Regions from separate parts of the Homo sapiens genome. Here region 2 is linked to region 1. A link is a loop called in an ENCODE intact Hi-C map of the cell type or tissue named here. Cell type or tissue: GM12878. All regions are shown on one strand. Each heading gives the region's core, and the rest is flanking DNA. Links, peaks and the distances in the headings are about the cores only. Region 1 has its middle 33 kb from the start of KICS2. Region 2 has its middle 48 kb from the start of AVPR1A.

Region 1 (9,131 bases), core at 293-8,292:
TCACCCATGATTACCTCTGTGACCTAATCCAAATCATTCTCCTCCTCATTTGCTACTCCCCAAACACATTGGCCTTTGTGCTATTCCTTCTAATAAACACCCCAAGCTCTTTCAGGCCCTGGAAATTTGTACTAGTAAATGTTTTTTCCCTGATCTTCAGCTGTCACTTCAAAGAGCTTCTTTGATCACTCTACAGTAGAGTCTCACCCACCTACATTACCTTTTAACGTATTTGTTTACTTGCTTATTCTTTGCAATGTGAGAATTTCAGGATGTAAGCTCCATGAGGGTTTGACCCTTCTTTGTCTTGTTCAATACTTTATCCTCAGCACCCAGAATAGTGCCTGGCACAAAGTGTTTCATCTATGTTGAAGGAATAAATGGACTAATAAAACACAAATTAGATGAGGATTAATTACTGGCTTAAGATTTCAGTATGGTTTGTTTGTTTGTTTCTTTTTTTGAGATGGAGTCTCACTCTGTTGCCCAGGCTAGAGTGCAGTGGCGCGATCTCAGCTTACTGCAACCTCTGCCTCCCAGGTTCAAGCAATTCTCCTGCCTCAGCCTCCTGAGTAGCTGGGATTATAGGTGCACACCGCCATGCCTGGCTAATATTCTTTTTATATTTTTAGTAGAGACAGGGCTTCACCATGTTGGCCAGGCTGGTCTCGAACTCCTGACCTCAAGTGATCTGCCCGCCTCGGCCTCTCAAAGTGCTGAGATTACAGGTATGAGCCACCACGTCCAGCATCAGTATGGTTTTCAAAAAAGTCAAAGTGATAGCTGATCTCCAAGCATGTTCCAAACCATACCATCCCTCACTATATTTGCATGTTACTCCTCCCATCAAGAGGTGAAGTTTGTCCAGGTGCAGTGGCTCACACCTATAATCCCAGCACTTTGGGAGGCTGAGGTGGGCGGATCACCTGAGATCAGGAGTTTGAGATCACCTGGGCAACATGACAAAACCCTGTCTCTACCAAAATACAAAAATTAGCCAGGCATGGTGGTGCACGCCTGTAGTCCCAGCTACTTAGGAGGCTGAAGCAAGAGAAACGTTTGAACCTGGGAGGCGGAGGTTGCCGTGAGCCCAGATTATGCCACTGCACTCCAGCCTGGGGTGACAGGAATGAAACCCTGTCTCAAAAAAAAAAAAAAAAAAAAAAAAGAGGTGAAGTTTGTGTCTCTTCTGCTCTCATCTGGGCTGAGCCTGTGCTATTCTGACCAGAAGAATGTGGAGGAAGTAAAGTTCTAGGATTTCAGACCCCAGACTTTAAGACGGTCTGGGTCTGGCAGCTTCTGTTTCCAAGCCACCACGTAGAGAGGCCTTGGAGGATGACATCATAGGCATGGAGAGACCACACAGAAGAGCACCAGCTGCCCTTTCCCAGCAAACTCGTGGGAAACCCAGGTGAGACCTGTAGAAGAACTGCCCATCCAATCCACAGAATTGTGAGATACAATAAAGGGTTGTGTTAAGCCTCTTTTAAGTTTTTAAGTTTTGCATTTTGACAATATAAAACAGTCAATATTTTCATTTATCATTATACAAAATTATGCATTATACCAATGTTTGCATAATTCCAAATTATTATTATTATTATTTTTTGAGACAGGGTCTCGCTTTGTCACTCAGACTGGAGTGCATGGAGTGCATGGAGTGTAGTGGCACGATCTCAGCTCACCACAGCCTTGAATTTCTGGGCTCAAGCAATCCTCCCATCTCAGCCCCCTGAGTAGCTAGGACTACAGGCATGTGCCTCCATGCCCAGATAATATTTACTTTTTTTTTTTTTTTTGTAGAGACAGGGTTTCACCATGTTGCCCAGGCTGGTCTCAAACTCCTAGAATCAAGTGATCTGCCCACCTCAGCTTCCCAAAGTCCTGGGATTTCAAGTGTTAGCTGCTGCACCCGGCCGGTAATTCCAAATTAAATAATGCACCAACATCAGGTCATTCTAAACAATCCAAGTGTTTTTGTCTATATGCTCTTCCAGCTCTTTTTTCCTATATCACTAAAATCATAATATAGATTTTTTTCCTCTTGTCACTTTGAGTGGATTTGATAATATTCCACAGTTTTCTAGTTCCTTAGAAATAGGATTTAGTGAGCTATGATGGCGCCATTGCACTCTATCCTGGCAGACAGACTGAGACCGTCTAACCAACCAACCAAATAACAACAACAAAAAAAATGTGTTTACATACAGCAGGGTCCATGTCATTCTTGTCCCTTCCCGGGGAGAGGCCCTGGGAATCATACAGCACAAACAATAGTTGAGCACACAAGAAAATCAAGCATTGGGCCAGGTGTGGCGGCTCAGGCCTGTAATCCCAGCACTTTGGAAGGTTGAGGCGGGTGGATCACTTGAGGTCAGGAGTTTGACACCAGCCTGGCCAACATGGTGAAACCCCGTCTCTACTAAAAATACAAAAATTAGCCGGGCGTGGCATCGCGTGCTTGTAATCCGAGCTACTCGGGAGGCTGAGACAGGAGAATCACTTGAACCCGGAAGGCGGAGGTTGCAGTGAGCCAAGGTCATGCCACTGCACTCCAGCCTGGGTGACAAAGTGAGACTCTATCTCAAAAAAAAAAAAAAAAAAAAAAAAAAGACAATCAAGCATTAATGGAATATGATGTACACCAACTAGACTGGGATTGTTCCATCCCTCATCCCTTCCTTCTTCCAGCCAGCCCCTAGAAGGGACTGGGGGAAAGTTTTATAAAGCTGGGAAAAGACAAGGTCTTTGGAGGTTTATTGGTTATACATCGTAGAGATTTCCAGGTATGAGTAGACCTTGGGTGGAAGAGGTTTTTCTTTTTTTTCCATTTTATTTTTCCTGGTCTTCTTTTTCTTTTTTGTTGCCTTCTACTTAGAAGGTGATTTTGACTCTGGAGACTCTGGTGACTTTGACTTTGGAATTACTGGCCTGGCACAGTGGCTAACATTTGTAATCCCAGCACTTTGGGAAGCCGAGGCAAGTGGATTGCTTGAATTCAGGAGCTCAAGAGCAGCCTGGGCAACATGGTGATGCCCTGGAGAGCTAAGGACTATAGGTTGAGCAAGAGAAAAGAATGCAAGGTCTTCTTTTTTTTTTTTTTTTTTTTGAGACGGAGTCTCGCATTGTTGCTGGAGCGCAGTGGTGCGATCCCCGCTCACTGCAAGCTCCGCCTCCCGGGTTCACGCCATTCTCCTGCCTCAGCCTCCCGAGTAGCTGGGACTACAGGCGCCAAACAACACGCCCGGCTCATTTTTAGAATGCAAGGTCTTCTTAATATTTGCCCTAAGATTCTGAAAGAGGCAAAGAGGACGTTTAAGTTTCTAGGTGGTCCACTCCTTTGAAGGCCGCAGGATGGGTGTGGGGTTTCAGGACAGAAAGTGTGCCTATAAATAAAGCTGTTAAATTTGGCGGAAGCACGAATCCTCTTCCCTTCTCTTTCCTCTTTCTACTTCTGATGGTGATGGGGACAGAGTAGACTGTGGATATGGGATTTTTCATTTGTTTCACCAACAAGGAGGGTGGGACGGAAGAAGGAGGGTGTAAATCAAGTGATAGAGGGCTACTCTCAATACTGTTTCAAGTAAGATTTATATGGGTTTTGGTGGGTTGTCCTGCAACATCTGCCATTATTTACAACTTTGTTTCTACAGGGAAATTATTCTGTCTTCCACACAGCTGACCTACAAAATGAATTTGGAAAGGATACAAAGGAGTAGTTATTTTACTTCTATTAGCAACTATCACCACCAGAGGGCATAGTTGGATTAGGAAGAGAAAGAAAGGCAAAACTTTGGTCTAACCTATGGAATATTGATTTTTTTTAATTGTGAAAAATTCATATTGAGATGTACCCTCTTAACAAAATTTTAAGTGTATATGATTGTTACCTATATGCACATTGTTGTACAGCATATCTCTAGAAAGGTCTCATCTAGCATGACTGAAATCCTATACCCATCAAACTGCAACTAACTTTCCCCTCTCCAAAAACACCATTTTAGTTTGTATGAGTTTGACTCCTTTAGATGCCTCATGTAAGAAGAATCAGGCAGTGTTGTTGTTGTTTTTGAGATGGGCTTATTTCACTTAGCATAATGTCTTCCAAATTCTTGTTGCAGCATGTGACAGGATTTCCTTCTCTTTTTAACACCTTCATTTATAGGTCAGCTATGTGGAAGACAGAATAATTTCCCCGTAGAAATAAATAATGGCAGATATTGCAGGACAGCTCTGCTGAATAATATTCCATTGTCTGTATATACCACATTTTCTTTATCCATTCATCCACTGACGGACATTCAGATTTTTTCTACCTCTCGGCTATTGTGAATAATACAGCAATGAACATGGGAGTACAAATATCTTTTCAAGATCCTGTTTTGATTCAATTCTTTTGAATAAATACCAGAAGTGGTATTGCTAGATCATACAACACTTCAATTTTTAATTTTTTGGAGAAACTTTCATACTGTTTTCCATATGGCTGCAGCATTTTACATTCCCACCAACAGTGTACACATGTTGAAATTTCTCCATATCCTCAACGCTTATTTTATGTATTTTTGGTAATGGCCATGCTAACAAGTGTGAGGTGATATCTCACTGTAGTTTTGACTTTCATTTCCCTGATGATTAGTGACACTGGGCATCATGTGTGTATGTGTGTGTATGTGTATTTGAGATACAGTCTTGCTTTGTCACCCATGCTGGAGCATGGCCCACTGCAGTCTTGACCTCCTGAGCTCAAGCAATCCACCTCAGCCTCCCGAGTAGCTGGACTACGTGTGTGCCACTACAACCTAATTTTAAAAAAGTTTTTGTTTTGTAGAGACGATGTCTCACTATGTTGCTCAGGCTGGTCTTGAACTTCTGGGCTCAAGCGATCTGCCTGCCTCAGCCTCCCAAGTGTTGGGATTACAGGCATGAACCACCATGACTGGCTCTGGGCATCTTTTTATAAACCTGTTGGCTATTTGTATGTCTACTTTGGAGGAATGTCTATTCAGATCCTTTGCCCATTTTCAAATCAGGTTATTGGTATTTTTGCTATTAAATTCAATGAGTTTCTTACATATTTTGGATATTAACCCCTTATCTGATACATGGTTTGCAAACATTTTCTCTCATTCCATAGGTTGCCTTTTCACTCTGTTGGTTATTTCTTTTGCTGCATGGAAGCTTTTTAGTTTGATGTAGTCTCGTGTCTATTTTTCCTTTTATTACTTATGCTTTCGGTGTTGTATCAGCACTGATTCTTATACTTTAAAAATTCCTTCAGGCTGGGCGTGGTGGCTCATGCCTGTAATCCCAGCACTTTGGGAGGCTGAGGTGGCAGGATCACCTGAGCCCAGGAGTCTGAGACCAGCCTGCGCATCATAGTGAGACCCCACATCTATAAAACAAATAAAAAATAAAAATTTCTGCAAACCTTCAAAATTAAATCATTTTTGCTGTCATGCTTCTATAATACATACTAACATAAATGTACATGTAAGAAAACTTATTGTATTCTTATAAAATCAACAAATTTATAATCTAAAAGTTTATTAAATTAATGCAAATTAATATCAATATGATGCATGATGTTTTCCTGAAAATACATTTCTTTTTGCAAAGTGAATATAGTAAAATGCTACAATACACTCTTGAATTCAGCATCCTTCTGTGATCATGTTCCACTTTTCTCTTTCTGAAACACTACAAGTCTTTATTTACAGGCCATGCATCTTTCTGTGTTTCACTTGGCTTGAACATTTCACTATGGTAAAGTCTACCTCTGTTCTCTCTTTGACCGGAGACAAAGTTCTCCCACTTAGGGACAAACATTGGATCAATGTAAATAATGCAAACACAGGCACTTTAAATCACAAGCATTTTATTGAAATGAAAATAAAACTTTAAATTATCCAATAAACCCCACAGACTTTCTTTTTTTAAAAATTATTATTTATTTAAAAAATATATAGAGACGAGGTCTCACTATGTTGCCCAGGCTGGTCTTGAACTTCTGAGCTCAAGCGATCCACCTGCCTCAGCCTCCTAAAGTGCTGGGATTACAGGTGTGAGCCACCATTCCTAGCCACCTCACAGACTTTCAAGTTGAAATCTAGGCCAGGCATGGTGGCTCACACTTGTAAACCCAGCACTTCGGGAGGCTGAAGTGGGAGGATCGCTTGAGCCAGAAGTTTGAGACCAGCCTGGACAACATGGCAAAACCCAAGAAAACAAAAAAACAGCCAGATATGGTGGCATATGTCTGCAGTCCCAGCTACTTGGGTTGGGCGCTGAGGTGGGAGGATCACTTGAGCCTGGGAGGTAGAGGCTGCAGTGAGCCATGTTTGTGCCACTGCAGTCCAGCCTGGGTGAACAGAACAAGACCTTATCCCAACAACAACAACAACAATGAAAAAAAAAAAAAAAGAAAAAAAGAAATCTAGAGACCCCAACTTAACCTCTGCTAATAGAGGATAAGAGGCTCAAAGTGTTTTAGGTATGCTGACCTGACAGCATGGTTTGCCTGTGTGGGCCCTGGCTTATGTCTTTTACCCCCAGCACCCACTTTCAGTTTCAAAAGTGTCCTCATTTGGACACAAAGACATACAGAGTGATCTAATGGACTTTGGGGATGGGGTAGGGGGGTGGTTGGACGGGGGGAGGGATAAAAGACTACATATTGAGTACAATGTACACTGTTTGGGGGACAGGTGCACTAAAATCTCAAAATTCACCACTAAGGAACTCATCCATGTAACCAAAAACCACCTGTACCCCCAAACTATTGAAATGTTAAAATGTGTCCTTATTTGGACAATAAAACATAAGGTTATACACCCTGGTTACAGCCATCCTGGCCTAGGGTTTTAAGATCAGTAAAGAACCTGTGCCTTAACAGTAGGAGTTAGGAAACAAAAGGGTCAGTGTCATTTACAGAACTTTTAGAGACTTCTCTCAGGAAGCATATCTAGTCCAATACGAGTGAAGCTTTGAGGGCCCAACTGAACTTCAGATATCTTGTTCAGATCTCCTTTTGTGACTCAGACCTCAGTAGTTCCCCTACTCCCCACACCCCTAAAACACCACCTCAAAACACAGGCTATAAGAAAGGAAATAAAGAGAAAGATTTCATCACAATTAGGATCCCCTGAGATACGAGAGCATATAAGGTCATTTTAGGATAGGAAGAACGAAGCTTCTCAAAGAGTCAAATTTACTCAGAAAAGCTGGAAGACAGGACAGCAGTTTTGCAACCACATGACATAATTTGGCTGATGTTGTGAATAGGGATTGCTACACAACAAAATGATTCCTCAATGACAAGTCTCAAGATGAAATCCAGTTGCCAACGTGACTCCAAATGGTTTAGTGTTAACAATGATGAAAAGATGGAATGAAATAATGATTTTTAAGGAGATTGAGAAATATTTTCTCTAAAAAATATATAAAGTGTTTTGAGAGAAAGTGTGTGTACGTGTGTGTGTGTGTTGGACCATATCCAAGAACGAAAGTGGCACACAAACTGAAATATGCTGAGATTGGTGTGTTGGAGCAAAAAAGATCATCTTGGCAATCTCAAGTCCTCATTCCTTCAGAGGATGACTATTATTAGCACTACTTAATATCTATTAAGCCCCAGCTGGGGCAACTTGTCAAAATGGGCAAGGAAGGAAGAGGGGAAAATGTATAATTTGTCCCAGGCATGGGCGCTCGGTGTGGGGAAAATGTCTTTTAAGATATTTTAAGTTATCTGTCAGAAGGTTTAGGAGGTTTCATATGATTTTCAGAGATCTCTCTGCCCCAGAGAGAAACTGATTCAATAAGCATCTATTCTGAGTTTGTTTGATGCTTAGGGTACAGAAAAATAAATAAAACTGGGTCTCTGTTGTCAAGAATTTACATTCTTTTCTAAATTATTTGAATACAACCTTCAAAATATTTCCCATATCATCTGTATAATAGTACTCAATACAGATTTACTCAATGTTTTTCTCAATATTTTCCTAATATTACTCAATAATTTCCCAATATGTGTACCTACCTTAGCCTTGTCATAAAGAATACCTGGGAAATCACAGATTTGGTGTTCTAGGTATATAGTTTTAAATTACCTGTGTGTGCTTTTTTTTTTTTTTTTTTTTTTTGAGGTGGAGTCTTGCTTTGTCACCCAGGCTGGGGTACAGTGACACAATCTTGGCTCACTGCAACCTCTGCCTCCCGGGTTCAAGTGATTCTCATGCCTCAGCCTCCCGAGTAGCTGGGATTACAGGCCTGTGCCACCACACCTGGCTAATTTTTGTATTTTGAGTAGAGATGGGGTTTCACCATGTTGGCCAGGCTGGTCTCGAACTCCTGACCTCAAGTGATCCGCCTGCCTCAGTCTCTCAAAGTGCTGGGATTATAGGCATGAGCTACCATGCCGGACCCATTTTTTTCTTTTCTTTTTCTTTCTTTTTTTTTTAGATGGCGTCTCACTCTGCTGCCCAGGCTGGCGTACGGTGGCACAATCTCAGCTTACTGCAGCAATTTCTTGGGCTCCAGCAATCCTCCCTAATTAGCCTCCTGAGTAGCTGGGACTACAAGCACATGCCACTGTGCTTGGCTAATTAAAAAAAAATTTTTTTTTGTAGAGATAAGGTATCACTATATTGCCCAGGCTGATCTTGAACTCCTGGGCTCAAGCGATCCTCCTGCCTCGGCCTCCTAAAAGTGTTGGAATTACAGGCATTAGCCACCACGCCTGGCTGTTATGTGCATATTTCTAATGTACTTTTAAAAATAAACATACACATTTTTTTAAATTTTTAAATGTTTTTATTTTATTTATTTTTTTTGAGACAGAGTCTCGCTTTGTCGCCCAGGCTGGAGTGCAGTGGCGTGATCTCGGCTCACTGCAAGCTCCACCTCCCGGGTTCATGCCATTCTCCTGCCTCAGCCTCCTGAGTAGTTGGGACTACAGGCACCTGCCACCATGCCTGGCTAATTTTTTGTATTTTTAGTAGAGACAGGGTTTCACCGTGTTAGCCAGGATGGTCTCGATCTCCTGACCTCATGATCCGCCCGCCTCGGCCTCCCAAAGTGCTGGAATTACAGGCGTGAGCCACTGCATCTGGCCTACAAAATTTTTTAAAATG
Region 2 (9,131 bases), core at 811-8,810, 1.2 Mb after region 1:
CGAAATGTGCGGAAGAAGGAGAAAGAGGAAGGTAATGAAATCATAGAGAAGGAGCAGGTTTCTAATAGGATGGGGAAGACAATGAGTTCTAGTTTCAACACTTGGAGTTTAGATACCTGGGATACGTCAAGTCAATATAACCAGTAGACAGGTTGATATAGAAGCAGATATACACAGCAGGAAGTTTTACGTACAACCTGATTAATAGCAGGCTCCATTAATCAGGATGGGAATCTAAGACTATAAGAGCAAATGGTATTTGTTAAGGAGAGCATGTACTGAGGAAGAAGCTCAGAACGACAGAGGAGACGCAAGGGAGTAACAGCTCAGGAAGACGACCAAAGAAGCAGGAAGAAGTTACCCAACAACAGCCGGGAAGGGGACTGAGAGGAGAGGTTCATAAATGCCAAAGGCACAGAGTGTGAAGAAGAAAGAAAATGCAGCAGAACAGTCCAAAAAGATAAAGGCAGGAAAATAAGCAACGGGTTTGGCAAGATGAATGCTTTTGATGCTGACATTGGCAGAGGATTTAGTGGAATGATAGGACTGAAGCCAAATCGAGAGTTGATAAGTGAAAGCAGGTGAGAAGGGGGACACAGTGAGAGTAAGAGGACCCTCAAAGGGGCCTGAATGAGAAGGGAAGAAAAGTAGGACAATGCTGGAGGTGGGCAAGGAGGAGAACTGGTAGTTCCACGGCCAGAGGAAAAATCAAGACGGAGGATCTGTGAGCAGGTTGGAACCTGCAGAGAAGCCACTCACAACAAAAAGATGCAAGATAAAGGAAATCTCACCCATGACCTCCTTGCTGCCTTGGAATGTATCTTTTTCTTGTCTTCTCCTCAGTCTTAATGACTTACCCGACACGTAGGTATCCAATAAATGTCTGCTAAATGGATACATGAGTGAATAAATGATGAAGCAACACCACGGAGGAAACTGCAGAAAGTGATCAAGGGACTAGGGTGACAGACCGACCTTCAGCAAGCAAAAAGACACTTCTGGAAAGGTCGGGTAGGAGGGAAAAATGGATTTCCTTGCCAGGGCTCTCTCACATTGATAAATTAATTTTTTGATCTGGCGAATGTGAGTATTTACGAATCTGCTAATTATTATGCATTAGGGTTTTATTTACTGTTTCAATGCTTCTTAAAAATGAACATTTTCAGGAAGGTAAAATATATTTTGTCTGGCCTTCTGGTCTATTTTACTGTCATACTACTGCTTAAAAGATATTTAAGCCCCCTAAGAACATAAACCTTGACTCTTTTTATCCCTTACAACAGGGGTCCCCAACACCCAGTACTGGTCTATGTCCTGTTAGGAACCAGGCCGCACGGTAGGAGGTGAGAGGTGGTTAGGTGAGCGAGCATCACTGCCTGAGCTCCACCAACTGTCAGATCCGTGGCAGCATTAGATTCTCATAGGAGTGTGAACCCTGTTTTGAACTGTGCATGCGGGGCATCTAGGTTGCATGCTCCTTATGAGAATCTAATGCCTGATGATCTGAGGTGGAACAGTTTAATCCTGAAACCATCCCTCCACCCCCAGTCTGTGGAAAAACTGCCTTCCATAGAAACTGGTCCGTGATGCCAAAAAGGTTTCAGGAGAAAGGCCTGGGCTATATAAATTTGGGAATCATTGTCATGTAAATGGAACTTAACACAATAAGACTAAATGAAAGCACCAAGGGATAAGTATAAATAAGACAAGAGCTTCAAGAGTGAGACCTTGGACACTCCAAGTCTGACATGAGCACTCCAACATTTACAAGAAGTGACCTATGAAGTAGGAAAGTAGGAAAGTAGGAAACAAACAAACAAACAAAAAAAAAAAAAAAAAAAGGTAAGCAGAGCCTGGTGGCCTGAAAGTCAAGTGGGGGAAGTATTGCAAGGAGGAGAGAGTGATCTCTTTGAGGAAAGCCCATTGAATTTAGGAAATTAAAGAACAATGGATGTCACTGATAACTTTGATTAAAATGTTTTGGTAGAATAGTGGGGATAAAAGCCCATTGAAGTAAGGGCAAAGGAAAATGAGAGGAGAATCCTCAGAAACAGAAAGTGTAGACAACTCTTTAGAGGACTATTCCTGTAAAGAGAAATAGAAATGGCACAGTAGCTAGAGGGGAATCACCAAAGGCTTTGTTTGGATTTGGTATTTAACATGGGAGCTACTGCAGAATGCCTGATATTAAGAAGAATGGTACAGTAAGAGAGGGTGAAATCAATGATGCATTAGAAAGAACTTGCATGAGGTTCATAATTACTAGTAACTAGATGATTCAGTTAGAAGTTGAGAAATGATGGGGTGGATCTAGGAGACATGTGGAAGGGCTGGGCTTAGAGATGCAGAGAGTAACAGCAAGGAGGGAAGAATATGGGCATGCATAGGCTGATAGGTGCAGAAGCTCTCTTCTGAGTCCTGTTTTCTTAGTAAAATAGGAAGCAGAATCATCAGATGAGAATGAAGAGATGAAAAAGGGATGGAAGTTCAAGGAGAAGGAAGAAAATGTGAAAAAATTGCCTAGAACTTTTTTTTAAATTCACAGCATGTTTTATATCCCAAACTGGCACAGATGTGTGTATATAAATGTACATACAAATATAAAAGAAACAAGCATTTCATGAAATAGTGTTTATCCTTATTTTATGCTGTGTACCCTATTAAATTCTATTCAGCTTTAATCTATTTAAGTTTTTAAATGCACAATTTGAAAAACACTTTTCTAGAGAATGGGAGAATGAACGGACAGTATGATGAAGCAGAACTACCAGGTAGCCCAAAGATTCCACTTGAGTTAGTGATAACATAAATTTAACATGGGCCTGGTAGTCATGGCTGTAGGTTTTTATCCAGTCATATCCAGGTGCAAGGAGGCAGGCATGGAATAGGCAGAGAGTTAGATGTAACTGGGTTGGGGTTTCCCAGGCACTGTAATAAAGGACAAAGCAAGGCCATACATAAATATGCAAGAAAGTTATAACAATGTGAAAGCATGGAATCCCTTCCATATAAGGCTGTAAAGTGAGGTGATGAGGAAGAGCAAGAGAAGGAGAAAAGGTGACCAAAGCAATGGACTGAAGGTCCAGTGGAGTTGGGAAAGTGAAGACAGGGCATCTGAGAGTATTTTGATAGAATGCAATGGTAAGGATGTATATGCTAGAAACCGAGATTAAGGTAGGGATGTAGTTGTTGGTAAACACAAAGGCAAGGGTTGTGACCATGGGAATGAGTGACTGAGGTAAGGTGGGGGGAAGATCCCTAAAGGAGAGGAGGTTAAGAAACCTGGAGCCCATGTTTCAAAATGATCATCTGTCTGGATACTGAAATAACCAAAACTTGTCACAGGAGTTTTAGGGGGAAATTGACAGTGAGCCAGGATCTAAAAACATTATAGAAATGAAGAGGAGAGACTAGAAGTAGATGACTGCAGTAGGAAGGGGGGTTGTGCAATCGTTGGATGACAAAGACTTCAAAGCTGGGGGTTAGAGAGGTGGAGAGGAGAATTGTTGGAGACAGCGATGAGGGGCTGGCCGGCATCTACTGGCCCCCAAGGCCTGGTAGTCAGAGGGGTATGGGAAGAAAAGCTACATGCAAGACAGCACGCTCCTCACACTAGAGCCAGGTTTCCATTGAGCAAAAAAGCAAACAGTGTTCAGAGAAGAAATAAAGGATCTGGGAATTTTGCAGATGGTGGATTTTGAATTCCGGATAGCATGGTGGAAATTTTCCAAAATAGGGAGGAATGAGAGATGGGCCAGGGTAGCAGATGCACAGAGCCATGTGGGGATGATCCCCTATGTAACTGATGATTTTCTGCAAGTGACTCAAGAAAGGAAGCTAAATTAAATAAGGTAAGACAAATGCCCTGAGCTTACAGCAATGTCAGGCCTTTGGGTATAGAAATAATACGGAAAATTGCTTTGATTCTTTTTTCCTTAGACATTATCATCATAGTTGGCATTCATGTTACATTGTTTACCATCTTTTTACGACTCATTCTATTTTAAACAGATTTTTCTCATTCTTTAACATGTTTAGTTTTTTACCTAGAAATAAGTACAATAAACTTAGCAACCTAATTGAATTGTGTGGAGAGGAAAAACAGTTTACTTGATATTAACTCAAGAACCAAATGGTTTAAATATTAGAAAGTTGTTCATTAAACACGAATATGCCACACGAAAAAGGTTGCAGTTCTGTGACAATTAGTGCACTTCAAAGAAAATCCAAACTTATTACAGAGGTACCACAGAACCAACTAAAATTCTCCCAAGGACAAGAAAGCATGCATCAAAAATTTTCACTTTACAAAATGCAACGTGGGCTCCACCCACTGGAAATGTTATGTTACTGCAATGTTGCCCTTTAACATTGACAAATACAGATTTGCATTCATTATTATTATCGATTAGTAGATATGATGTATTGATTGTCTTCTATATACCAGGTACTGTGCTAGATTTTGGAGATACAATAGTAAACATGAAACACAAAATATCTGTCTTCATGGAGTATATATTTTAGTGTATAAGTATAAAATTTCATATTTTGCTCACTATAAAAAACTACAGGCCAAATCTGTGTAAGAGGTATCCTGGATAAGAATGAACTCTAAGACATTAGAAACTTGATGAATAAAAGCTGGGGAAAAAGCTTGTTAATTACATTATCAAAAATGTTCAGTTTCTAAAGTTAGAAATATCAATTCACCTTTAGGGCATAATGTTCTCTGTGGCAATAAAACCACACATTCCATGTGACCACTCTCAGCTTTCATTCTTTGTGTACAGTTTTATGAATCTCTATATATGCATAATTTTTTTGTATTTTAGTTTTCACTTTTCAAAACTGGTGTCATACTGTATGTAATTGGGGAATGGCTTCCTTTTTCATTTTCTATTATATTGTTAAAATTCTTCCATCTTAGAGTTCCTTTGTTTTAGCTGCTCTACAATGTTCTGTGGTGTGAATGTACCACAGTTCTTTTGCCACTCTTCCACCAATGGGCATTTAGGTTTTCCCTATTATAAGTGTCACTGCTGTGAGTATGCTGTGCATATCTCCAGGTATAGGTGTATATGAGAGATTTTCCTAGGTATGTACTTAGGGGTGGAATTGCTAGGTCACACCCAGTATGCAAATGTTCAACTCTGAGAGAGTGACAAAATGTCATTTAGAATGACAGCAACAAATTACACTCCTTTCAGAAATGTATAACAAATCATTTGAAACCAAAGCCTTTCAAACACTTGGTATTTTCAGATTTTAAAACATTTGGCAGTTAAATGCAAAACGGTACATGGTACCTCACTATGGTCTTAACTGGGATTGCCAATGATGTCAAAAATGTCATTGTGGCTTTATTTGCCACACGTATATCCTCTTGTGCAGAATGTTTGTTCATGTTTCACCTCCATTTTTATGTTGTATCATTCATGTTTTTCTTATTATTTGTAAGAGTTCTCGATATATTCTTTTAACCTTTTATTTTAAAATAACAAACTTTCAGAAAAGTTGAGAGAAAAATACAAAGCATTTCTGTCTCTATCCTTTACCCAAATTCCATAGCCGTTAACATCTTATCACATTTACCTTATAATTTTTATTCTTTCTCTTACCCCCCTTTCTCTCTCTCACCCTTTTCTCTTCCTATGTATGCGTGATTTTTTTTCTCTGAACCATTTCAGAGTAAGTTTCAAATATGAGGCAATATTATTCATCAATACTTTAGTATATATTTCCTAAAAATAGAGATGGTCTTCTACACAGGCAAATACAACCATCAAAATCAGGAAAATAACATTGATATAATACTATCAAATCCACATGCTCCATTTAGATTTTGCCAATTGTCTCCCTCATGGTCCAGGGTGTAGTCCAGGATTGAATACTGCAAAGAGTTCCACATCTCTGTCAGGCGAGGTGTCAGAGCCTCAGCAATGGAAAGTGACTGACTCACAGGGAGTAAGAATAATTTATCCACAACAGCATGGTTTTGAAAAGGAAAGTTTTGATAGATGGAATGCTACAGAAGAGTACAGCCGGGCATCTCAGCAAGAGAGGACTGAGTGCACCATGGTGGATTTTTTCCTTAGGGGTATTTATGGACCTTAAAGTGGGAGTTAAGGGTAATTTAAACCATATTAGCCACATAGTCATGATAAGTGATTACATTTGTAGACATTTGGGTGCCTTGATGTCATCAAGGGTCACACAGTCAGTTTCAACATGCATGCATTCCAGAGATGTATAGAAGTTCTAATTACTTATACATTTGGGGTGAAAGAAGCCTGCTACCAGATGTCAGCTTTAGATAATAGAGAAGTCTAATTACTCTTGAATTCCTCAGAAAAGGAGTTTTGTCTCTGGATTGTCTGCTTGATGGCCTCGTGGTGGTCTTTGCTCTCCTCGGTCTTCTTCACTCTGGAGCAGCTCTTCTGTCTTGTCTTTCATGACCTCAATGCCTGTGAAAAGTACAGGCCAGTTGCTTTGTAGAATGTCCATTGTTTTGAGTTTGGCTGGGGTTTACTCATAAGCAACTTGAGGTTTTACATTTTTGGCCCCAGAACACTGCTGAAGTGATACTGTGTCCTTCTCGGTGCAGCACATGAGGAGGCACATGACGTTGATTTGTCCCATTACTGGCGCAGTGAACTTTTAATACCTGGTTAATTTGATGTATGCCAAACTTCTCTACTATAAAGTTATATAATAATTTTGAACTTATTACTTAATATCTAATCAATAAGAACTTGGGGAGTACTTTGATATGATGTATATATCTACCCCATATCTATCCCCCTGCTGTTATCTCACTATCTTAATCACTACAGTGTGGGAGCCAAGGGGGAATCTTGGCCCTCTGAAGTTTCACTGAAAAATCAACTTGCAAAGGCACAATACACAGGAGTCTTCAGAAGGAAGACCCAACCTGACAATAAGGTACAGAAGCTTATATACCATCTTGAGGTTATAGAGAGAGTGAGGGCTCAGAACATGGCCAAGAACAGGTTATGTTGGTAAATCAGGTTTAATGAGAGGTTTAAAAGGAGGTGGCCTGGCTAGCAAAGGTGGCCTTGTTATGTGGCTGAAGCCTCATAGATAGCAGTCCTCAGAGAATAGATGGTAAATGTCTCTCTTCAGACCTTTAAAGGTGCCAGACTCAGTTAACCTCACCTAGGGCTGGGAAATGCCTAGAAAGGGAAGGTCTGGCTACATTAATGAGGATTCTCTACAGATGCAATACCCTCCCAACTCAATCTGCTGGCCCTGCAGCAGCCATTTCAAAATAAATCAAGAAAATATATTTGGGAGTGAAATATTTTAGTTTCCTTCAACAGCTTCATAGTAAGTTCTGATACCTGCTACTTCAGAAGCATTCTGGCTACTTTTGACCCTTTACCCTTCCATATAAGTGGTGAAATAAGCATAGAAAGTTTTACGGTTTTGATTTCAATTGCATTGAATCTATAATTCAAGTTGGGAACAATTGGTGTCTTTATTATATTTTTTTTCCTTTCCATAAACATGATATGTCTCTCCATTAATTCAGGTTCTCTTTTTAAATCTCTTATCAAAATTGTATAATTTTTCCCGTGGAAATCATCTTGAAAAAAATGCCCCAAGCCATTTGAACAACTGGTTTTAGGAGATCTAGAGCTGAGATTTGAGACAGGAAGAAGCATGTGAAAGTAGAAATCCTCACTTCCAACTGGAATTAAGCCTAGATTAAACTAGGTTTGGTTCCACTGTACTTGACATGTGTGTTGAAGTCCCATTTGTACATAATGGGTAGTTGAGCCTAATAGGGAAACATGCTTGGCTTTAGATACCTCAAATAGAGCTAAAGCTCCACCACTGCCTCCTCCTTGCCTAAACTGAGACTAGTGTTCAGCTTTCCCTCCTGAGAAGTCAGTAGAAGTTGGAGTGGATACAGAGACTGGTGAGAGCCAGGAGAGAGAAGCCTGAGAAAGCAGAAGGGCCTGGGACCAGAATGCTTTTATCCCTCATGAATGATGTTGTTCTGTGGAAGAAATGGGCCATGCTGGGCTGGATGCGGTAGCTCATGCCTGTAATCCCAGCACTTTGGGAGGCCGAGGCAGGCAGATCACTCGAGGTCAGGAGTTCAAGGCCAGCCTGGCCAACATGGTGAAACCTCATCTCTATTAAAAATACAAAAATTACCCGGGCATGGTGGCGTGTGCCTGTAGTCCCAGCTGCTCATGAGGCTGAAGCAGGAGAATCACTTGAACCTGGGAGGCAGAGGTTTCAGTGAGCTGAGATCGTCCCACTGCACTCCAGCCTGGGTGACACAGCGAGAGTGTGTCTCAAAGAAAAGAAAAGAAAAAAGAAAAGAGGCAGTACTGAGCAATGAGGACTGTGGAAGGGAACCACAAGGAGGACCGTGGGAGGAGATATTTAGGAAACAAGGCAACAATCAGAAGAAAAGATCCGAAGCCAGCCCAATTTTACACTTCCATCTTTTCTCAGGAAACCGATCGCCAGGCCTCTCAGATGCCATCGGGGAGCTGAGGCTTTCTAGATCACTGCACCCAGACAATGAGATGCATCTGTTGCCTGTTGATCAATTCCCCTTCTTACCCCTCCCTAATTCCTATTTTCTTATACGTGGTTACAATAAGACGCTGGACCCTTCATTCAACCACCTGCTGCCTGTTGACCAACTCCTCTTCCTTGCCCCTTCTGTTTTCCTTCCCAGCTATGTAAACCCCTGACCTTAGTTGAGAGGGAGGGATGGATTTGAGACTTGGCTCCCATCTCCCTGGTTGACATCACCCATAAAATAATAAAGCCTTGTTCCCTGGCAACACACGTTGTTTCTTTTTGTGGGGCAAACAATGGGACCTAGACCAAACCCCTGGCGTTCAGTAACAGATCTTTGAGTAGGTATTCAGAAAATGGTGGACAACTGTTCCACAAATATCCATTGTCACCAACCCACTTAATGGCAAATGACCAATCAGAGGGAATAACCAACCAGCAGGTGGCCACCAAGACCAGAGAACATAAGGCAAACTCCCCTGGTTTCTGCCACTGCAACTGTTACCCACCAAACAGCAGGCAAAATAGGCTTTATACAAGACACAAAGGAGGAGACTTGCCAGTGGGTA

The links. A loop is a pair of places that touch in the nucleus more often than their neighbours do. Peaks named below come from ENCODE experiments on the same cell type or tissue, not always from the same donor. Only the 100,000 strongest peaks of a DNase experiment are listed, where the experiment ranks them.
Region 2: it touches region 1 in a loop (7-fold over the local background); 16 of 110 quality-filtered maps call a loop at or near these places.

Annotation. Positions count from the first base shown.
Region 1 is chr12:64,250,983-64,260,113 of GRCh38, reverse strand. No RefSeq gene overlaps it. Among named protein-coding and RNA genes, the nearest start is that of KICS2, 33 kb to the right of the region's middle. In GM12878, for the core only: a CTCF peak has its summit at 3,748 (motif pointing right); no DNase peak of the experiment used is centred there.
Region 2 is chr12:63,098,932-63,108,062 of GRCh38, reverse strand. No RefSeq gene overlaps it. Among named protein-coding and RNA genes, the nearest start is that of AVPR1A, 48 kb to the left of the region's middle. In GM12878, for the core only: a CTCF peak has its summit at 4,331 (motif pointing left); a DNase peak (open chromatin) is centred at 4,265.